Linked DNA regions of Homo sapiens: region 1 is linked to region 2. Evidence: chromatin contacts called from ENCODE Hi-C or POLR2A ChIA-PET data. All regions are on one chromosome and are shown on one strand. The core of a region is the stretch at or near the end of the contact, and the rest is flanking DNA. Distances in the headings are between cores, read along the strand shown.

Evidence for each region. Hi-C counts contacts between places; a loop is a spot of excess contacts on that map. ChIA-PET counts read pairs that join two places held with the same protein, here RNA polymerase II (POLR2A). Pooled maps may share reads with other maps.
Region 1: a map of PC-9 shows a loop between it and region 2 (12-fold over the local background). The contact joins the promoter of ZNF35 here to the promoter of ZNF852 in region 2. A Hi-C loop is called at or near these places in 3 of 168 maps with a recorded cell type or tissue (B cell, Calu3 and PC-9), 14 of 37 single-sample maps with no recorded cell type and 13 of 50 pooled maps. POLR2A ChIA-PET finds 5 or more read pairs at or near these places in 6 of 52 experiments (B cell, CD4-positive, alpha-beta T cell, HEK293T and 3 more).

Annotation. Positions count from the first base shown.
Region 1 is chr3:44,646,191-44,650,309 of GRCh38, forward strand. It overlaps ZNF35 (zinc finger protein 35), which reads left to right and starts at 2,542. Exons shown (of 4, transcript NM_003420.4): 1 at 2,542-2,644. ZNF660-ZNF197 (ZNF660-ZNF197 readthrough) reads left to right here. Exons shown (of 8, transcript NR_147692.2): 8 at 1-2,281. ZNF197 (zinc finger protein 197) reads left to right here. Exons shown (of 6, transcript NM_006991.5): 6 at 1-2,281. All of the region lies in intron 2 of ZKSCAN7-AS1 (ZKSCAN7 ZNF cluster antisense RNA 1), which reads right to left. RefSeq lists enhancers at 2,227-2,786, 2,665-2,834, 2,915-3,024.
Region 2 is chr3:44,508,683-44,512,939 of GRCh38, forward strand. It overlaps ZNF852 (zinc finger protein 852), which reads right to left and starts at 1,935. Exons shown (of 4, transcript NM_001423469.1): 1 at 1,871-1,935. RefSeq lists enhancers at 1,318-2,094, 2,095-2,871, 2,330-2,389 and silencers at 1,700-1,859, 1,870-1,929, 2,060-2,109.

The DNA of each region.
Region 1 (4,119 bases), core at 1,292-3,791, 140 kb after region 2:
AGCCTTGAATTCCTCATCTGTTAAACAGGAGGAAGAATATCTACCTCACAAAGTTCTTATGAGATAATGAATATAAAAATGTTTCATCCAGGTTGTTGAATCATCCCAGCTTATATAATAATTACAAAGGACATATGTACTTTAACAATGGAGAATGCTGTGATTTACCTCTTCACCGAGTAACAAAATGTCACATTGCTTAGATTGAGACAGCCCACATAATGTGCCACCTTCTGTGATGTAATAAGCTGAAAAATGTTCAACCTGAATTTAATCAAGCTTCTTGGACCTCATTGCCAGGTTACAGGAAATACAGGAGGCAGAGGAACAAATAAAAGACACCACGAGAAACAGACACATCCAGAACGTGGAATATTGCATAAGAAAGCTGCCCTGGATTCTTCAAAATATTATTATGATGAAAAAGAGAGGGGAGTGAAAATTGTTCAAGCTGTCTTGAGTCTGCTGTGAGTTTATTATACCATTCTCTGCTTTTGTGTATGTATGAAAATTTCGATATGAAAGGTATAAAACATGGATGAGGAGGCTTGTTTTTAAAAGATAATACTAGAGAGCCGTTAGGTACTAAGAACCAGAAATAGACTCACATAAATGGCCAATTGATTTTTGACAGGGGCAAAAGCAATTCAATGGAGGAGGGATCGCCTTTTCAGCAAATACTGTTGGAGTAATTGGATATCCATAGGCAGTAAACCAACAACTTCAGGACCTAGGACTGAGCTAAGAAGGCTCAGATGACTCAAAAGCATGCTCCTTAGAAGGAAAAAAAATGTTAAATTGGACTTCATCAAAATTAAGATAATTTACCCTGTAAGAGACCTTTTTACAAAGATGATATTACAGGTTGGGAAAAAATATTTGCAAATCATATCCAACAAGGGATTTGTATGTAAACTACATAAAGAACTTTCCAAATTTAACAGTAATAAGTAAATACAATTAGAAAATAAGCAAAAGACAGACATTTCACTGAAGTATAGATAGCAAATAAGCAAATGAAAAGATGTTCAACATCATTAGGCATGAGGGAAATGCAGAGTAAAATCGTGAGATATCACCTATCAGAATAGCTTAACTTTTTTTTTTTAATGGTGGTAACTGCTGGCAAGGATGAAGAGAAACAGGATCTCATACATTGCTGGGAATGTAAAATGGTACAGCCACTCTGGAATATAATTTGGCAGTTTCTTGTAAAACCACACATGTATATGTCATGCTTCAGGAATTGCACTTCTGAGCATTTATCCCAGAGAAATGAAAACTTGCGTTCACACAAAAACCTGTATACGAATGTTCATAGCAGCTTTATTTGTAATGGTCGAAACCTGTAGGCAACCCATATATCCTTCCTTAGGTGGTTAAAACAAATTGTGGTTTATGTATTACCATGGAATACTTGTTACTCTGCAATAAAATTGACTTATTGATATCCATAACAACTCAAATAAATTTCAAGGGAATTAATGCTGAGTGAAAATAATCACAAAAGGCCATATTCTGTATGAAAATATTCATATAACATTCTCAAAATGATAAAACTATAGAGATGAAAAATGGATTAATGGTTGCCAAAGGTTAGGGATGGTGGGAGGAAAAATGGGGAGAGGGTTGGATGGAACTATTAAAAGGTAGCACCAGAAAGGTCTTTGTGGTGATGGAACACTTGTGTATCTTGATTGCAGTGGTGGTTACACAAATCTATAGGTGCTATACCTATACACACATACTGTACCAATGTTGATTTCCTTTTTCATTTTATGTAAGATGTAACCATGAGGGGAAAGTGGGTGAAGGGTGCTATCTTTGCAACTTCCTGTGATTCTATCATTTCAAAATAAAAAGTAAAAACCAACAATGGCAACGAAAACCCAAAACTAAAGAGCTGTAACCAACTAAAGTGTGTGAAACTGATTTGAAAAAAAGTTATAAAATACATGTTTTAGGACAGTTGGGAAATTTGAATATGACTGGTTATTAGATGGTATTAGGGAATTTTTGTTGATTTTCTTACCTGTGACGGTGGTGGTAGTTTGAAGAATATTCTTAATCTTAAGGGATGCATGTTGAAGTATTTGGAATGAAGTGTTCTGATGTTTACAACTTTCAAAAAAATGATTTTAAATATGTATTGAGAGATCAGGCAAACATAGCAAAATGTTCATTGTTGAGTCCACATGGAAAATACGGGTATTCAATGTGCCATACTTTCAACTCTTCTGTACTCTGATATTTTCAAAATAAAACATTTGAGGGGAAATTATCAGGGCTTTCTACAGATTAATGCTGTGTAGCTTCAGGCTCTTGGGTGCGCGCCTCGCCTGAGTGTCTCATCCCTGCTTGGGATGCGCCCCTCCCTGAGGCTCACTTAGAGCTTCCAACAGCACAATCCTCCTAAGCGCTTCTGCCCCATCCCTGGTCTGGGGCGACATTGGACACCCATCGAGAGGAAAGCACCTCCGAGGTTCCTAGAGAGGCCGGCTTGGCGACTTGGGGAGCCGGAAGCCCATCCCGAGGCACTTCCTGTCCGGTCATTGTTCTCGTGCCGGTAGAAGCTGAAGTACCGGTCAGCCAGCCTCCTGCTGCAGAGCCAGTGAACTCAGGTCGGGCTTCTCAGCTGCGCACAGTGAGTGGGGTCGGAGGGGGTGGGCACGAACGTCGAGGGAGAAAAAGGGGCTCTCCCAGGGGCCATGGCCCTAGGAGCGGCCCCTGCGTCCTTTCCCCGGGGACACCAGCCTTGTCTGTCGGGGTGCGGGGGGCAGTGAGTTCCCCACCGCCTCGGAATCCCGGCTGCTGCCCACCTGGGGCCTGGTCCGGGAGAGGATGCACACGGACCGGCCAAGGGGCCAGATAGGTCCCAGGGACAGGGCCGCGAGGAGCCTATACGTGGAAAGAATGGATTGCCACGTTTGGAAATAGAGAAAGGACGTTGAAAGGGAGCCTTTGATAGAGGGCCCTGTGCCGTCTGGGACCGGAGGTCCGTCAGAATCTGATCAGAAGTCTGATGAGAGTACTCACTGTAGGCAGTCTTATACACAAGGTGGAACTAGTCTTAAGGACCTTCATACCAGATTGAATTCGGATAGTGATGGAAAGAATAGTCCTCCAGAATTAAGGTTTGTCACAGGAATGAAAGTATTGCATTACTTAATAAATTCAGTGTATACAGTAAGTGGCCAGTAAGTTGACATGGGGAAAAGAGTATGATCACTTCAATAGCAGCAACAGGGGATTGAATAAGATTTCGCACCCTTTTCCAATAAAACATTCAAAGGGGGTTAGAAAGAAAAATTTCAATCTCTTCATAAGCAATCAAACTAGTAAGGTTATTTTGCTCACAGGTTAAAAACAAAAACCCTGCTGGCTTAGCTGTGATAAAGGGTTACTGTCAATTAGTGGGGGTGTGAATTGGCATGGTGCTTTTGGAAAGCAATTTGACAGTACATATCAACCAGCAAATCCTTGAACCAGTAATTCTCTGATTATTCTAAAGGAATAATTCAGCAAAAAAAAAATATTTACAAAGAAAAACTTTTAAATATTAATAAAATGGAAATATAAACTTTTACTAAATAAATGGTTCATAAATAGAATATGATTAAGTAAATGATAATATAGCCACAATTTAGAATACTATGCCAGAATGAGGTAGTTCTATATGTGTTGTATTGAAAGATTGTTAAGACTATTGTGAAATACGGAAATTGAGTTAAAAAACAATGCAGGTTGCTGAACAGTATATAACTGTGATGATCTAAAGTATGTTTTTGAAAAATAAGCAATATGTGTGAAGGTGAACATATAAGTATGTAAATGCAGAGAAAATGGGTTAGGACTCCCATCTAAACTGATAAGTACTTTGTGTGTGTGTGTGTGTGTGTGTGTAGTGTGTGTAGGTTATATATTTAATTCTATATATTTCTGTATTACTTGATCCTTTTTCAATGAGAGTGAAGATTTATCAACACCATAGGTTATTGTGTAGCATTTAAAATAAGCATGAAGAATGGCAACATGAAAGTAATCTTTTTTTAAATCTTAAGTGTAATATTTTATCTCACAGGACATTTGGAAGCTATGGAAAATGTAAAAATCAAACAA
Region 2 (4,257 bases), core at 685-3,184:
AAAAAATAAAGAAACTTAAAAAACAAAGCTAAAAGGCTGGGTGCGGTGGCTCACGCCTGTAATCCCAGCTCTTTGGGAGGCCAAGGTGGGTGGATCACAAGGTCAGGAGTTCAAGACCAACCTAACCAAGATGGTGAAATCCCATCTCTACTTTAAAAAAAAAAAAAGCCAGATGTGGTGGCAGGCGCCTGTAATCTCAGATACTCGGGAGGCTGAGGCAGAGAATTGCTTGAACCCAGGAGGCAGAGGCTGCAGTGATCCAAGATTGTGCCACTGCACTCCAGCCTGGGTGACACAGAGTGAGACTCTGTCTCAAAAAAAAAAAAGAAAAAAACCATAAAGACTCTAAGAACCCTGGTGTAACCAAGAATTTCTTAAGACAACAAAATGAAAAGAGTGAATATATTTGAATACATCAATATGAAAAAAATCTCTGTCCAAAAGAAAAGCAAAAGAAAAAAACACCAAACACAAACCACTAATAGATGTGGAAATGTAATAGCCAACAGGAAGGATAGTTTGAAAGTCCACAGTAAAACTAAAAAGACATATTCCTTACGCTACAGGAATTTAACTTGTAAGAATCTGCCCTGAAAAACACTTGCACGGGTATTCAGACATTTACACAGGTATTTACTAAAATATTCTCTGTAATAACATAATACTGGATTTAACCTACTTGTCCATCAATATGGCTAAATAAAAGTAGCATTTTTATAGGATGAAATACCATACAGCACCTAAAAGGAACATACTAGATCCTTATGCATCACCATGACTGTTCCACTATTCACCAGGTGGCCAGGCTGTGCTGCCAAGATTAAAAGGCCATCCAAGGAAGGGATAGCACATGATTTGAGGTCGCTGAGGACAGATACCAACCACATCAGGCCCCAAGAGGTACAGCGTATACTTACAGCAAAAGGAGAAACAGGGAACAAGATCCAGCCTCCTGCAATGCAAAGAGCCCCCACACCCAGCAGATCCACTCCACAGCTATAGGGCTGGTGTGATGCACACACCCCACTTAGTAAGGAAGAAAGATCTCAATCCACCCTCCCCACTCCTATGGGGTGTGAAATACAGAAGGCTGAGAGAATGAATGAAGGCCACTGACTTAAGAGATTAAACACAACAAAGGAGTACACATGAAGCCTGAAACACTGAAAGACACAAGGCATTAAATGCAGCAGCACAGGCTGTGAGGGCTCTAACTCTGCAAGGAAATGTTCCAGGCTCAAGGTCACTCTTACATTCTTAACTTGGCAATGGGCTATTTAAAAAAAAAAAAAAGACATTAAAAACTGTCAATTCTTCTTGTCTCCCAGTTTAGATATTCCTTCTTTCATTAATTTAACAAACACCTTCTAGGAGCACCTACTATTTCCCATACACTAAGGTAACAGCAGTTAATAAAGCAAACAGAAAGCACTGCCCTGGCAAGGGGCTTATGGGAAGATAACCAATAAACAAATACATGCTATGTTAGACGGCGACAGGTGCCAGGAAGTGAAATAAGACAAGAAAAAGGGAGAAGTCTATGCCAGATGTTTTCAATGTCAGGAGACCTGGAGACTAAGATTTCCGGACGGTGGCTACTTTCACTTTTCTTCCACTTATCTAATTGTCTCTAATAAGTACGCTTTATTCGCATAATTGGGTGAAAAGATAAAGCCAGAAGAAACCGGGAATTTTCCAGATTCTCTGCCCCAGACGCCCGGGGGGCGAAGAGGTATGCCCTCGGCGCGGCCGGGCGGGATCCACGGCCAGACCCCCGCCCCGGGTGCAGCCTCCAGGCCCGGCCTCACCTGCCACTCTCGCACGCACAGCCGCCCCCGCTCCGCACCCCGCGCCCCGCCGGGCCGCTCACCGACTCCGCCGCCGAGAGACAATCATCCAAACGCCGCCACCGCAGCCGACCGCCCCGCGCCTACCTCCCAGCTTCCCCAGTTGCGCACGCGCGTCGCCTCCCCGGGCCCTCTGCGGCCTCTCTAGGAAACTGGGAGGGCCAACATCTCTGCTTCTCCCTGGGCCCAGGGCCGCTGGCGGCGGGCGGCGGGCGGCGGGCGGCGGGCGGCGGGCGGCGGGCGGCGGGGCTTGTCCAGCATCCTTCGCCTCCTTCCGCGGACACTTGTCTTCCACGCTCTGATGCCCAGGCGCGCTCCAGAACTCTATCGGCTTTGGCGTATTATCCTACATCCCTCCCATCGGTTCTGCACGGCTGCCCTGGAGGCCTCTTTTCCTTCAGGGAAGAAAGGGATCCAAAGCTAGCGGTGAAAATAGAGCCAGCGGCCTGGCGCGGTGGCTCACGCCTGTAATCCCAGAACTTTGGGAAGCCGAGGTGGGCGGATCACGAGGTCAGGAGATCGGTGGCTAACACGGTGAAACCCCGTGTCTACTAAAAATAAAAAAAAAGTAGCTGGGTGTGGTGGCGCGGCGCCTGTAATCGCAGCTACTTCGGCGGCTGAGGCAGGAGAATCGTTTGAACCTGGGAGGCGGAGGTTGCAGTGAGCCGAGATCGTGCCACTGCACTCCAGCCTGGGAGACAGAGCCAGACTCCGTCTCAAAAAACAAACAAACAAAAAAATAGGGCCAGCACATCCCCAAACATAAAACCCTTGAATGGAGAAATTCCCAAACAAGGCAATAAGCCCAGCACTGGCCGTGAGAGTTTATTATCCCCTTTTAAGTAAATGCTACAAGCCCTAGGCGCACTTTTGCAACTGTTCAAGGGTCATCAGGCTGCACATGACTGACCAAGACACTCAGTTGCCCACTTTGGATGGAGCTACAGCTTTGTGGGAAAAACAGATAATAGAAATTACACAAATACATCAATGTCAAGTGGTTACGAACACTGTTGAAATGTAACAGAGTTATTTAATTGACAGCGACTGATGATAATGCTTGTATTTTTTCTGGTACTTTTCTGTATACTTCCGGTAGCTCATAACACACTGGCTGCCATGCATTGATTTGAGTTGCCCAAGGAAATAGAGTCAGTAACTGGAATAGCCACTGAATCCAAATCTTTTGGTCTTTTCACTACTGTGCTTCATAAAAGCTCTCCCGTCCCACGTCCCTGTAGAGGGAGAGTTGGGGATAGCATGGCTCCTAGCTGAGATCCCAGAAGCTAGGGGTAGAAGGTTGTGGGCAGGATAGTGAGGAGGGCAAGATTCCAAGGAAAACTAAAATCCCTGCCCAGGAACGGTTACCACCTGGGAAAGCAGGAATGACCCAACGCATCAAGGCCCAGAGTGTACTCAAAGAACAACAGGTTAGGATGAGGGTCAAAACTCAGACCAGAAAGAGCATTAGCTGAGCTTGGTGGTGCACGCCTGTAGTCCTAGCTACTGTGGAGGCAGAGGCGGAAGGATCGCTTGGGCCGGGGAGGTCGAGGCTGCAGTGAGCTATGATTGGGGCAGTGTACTCCAGCTTGGGCGACAGAGCGAGACCCAAGGAAGGAAGGGAGGAAGGGAGGGAGGGAAGTGAGAAAGAGAGAAAAGGAATGAAAGAGAGAAGGAAGAAAGAGAGAGAACGAGAAAGAGCAGGCTGCTTCTTGGGCTACAACCTGGAGAGGCTGTGTAACATTATGAGTTGGAGAAGCAGGTACAAAATAGTAAAAACTTCTATAAAGTAGACTAACAGCATGTGGCAGAACAGTGGGTTTTTAAAGGTGGGAACAAGAGAACCAAACAATAGCAAAAATAGATTGATTAACATCAGGTTACTTTTCTTTTAAGGATTAAAGCAGAGGGGGCCTTCCTTATGCTGACTGGGGTTAACTGGGCCCTTTCTGAATGGTTGCTATGAATCTCCTGTTTGCAGGAAAAACTGGTCTGTTAGGGGATTCACATACTTCTATAAAATTTCAGTTTGATTATGTGGCATTTAGCATTAGGAATTCCTTCATTTATTTATTTATTTATTTTGAGACGGAGCCTCCCTCTGTCACCCAGGCTGGAGGGCAGTGGTGTGATCTCGGCTCACTGCAACCTCCGCCTCCCCTCCTGGGTTCAAGTGATTCTCCTGCCTCAGCCACCCAGTAATTGGGACCACAGACACAGGCCACCATCCCCAGCTAATTTTTGCATTTTTAGTAGAGCCAGGATTTGTCATGTCTGCCAGGCTGATCTCGAACTCCTGACCTCAGGTGATCTGCCCACCTCGGCCTCCCACAAGTGCTAGGATTACAGGTGTGAGCCACAGCGCCCAGCCTTATTTATAATTATTTATTTATTTATTTATTTTGAGATG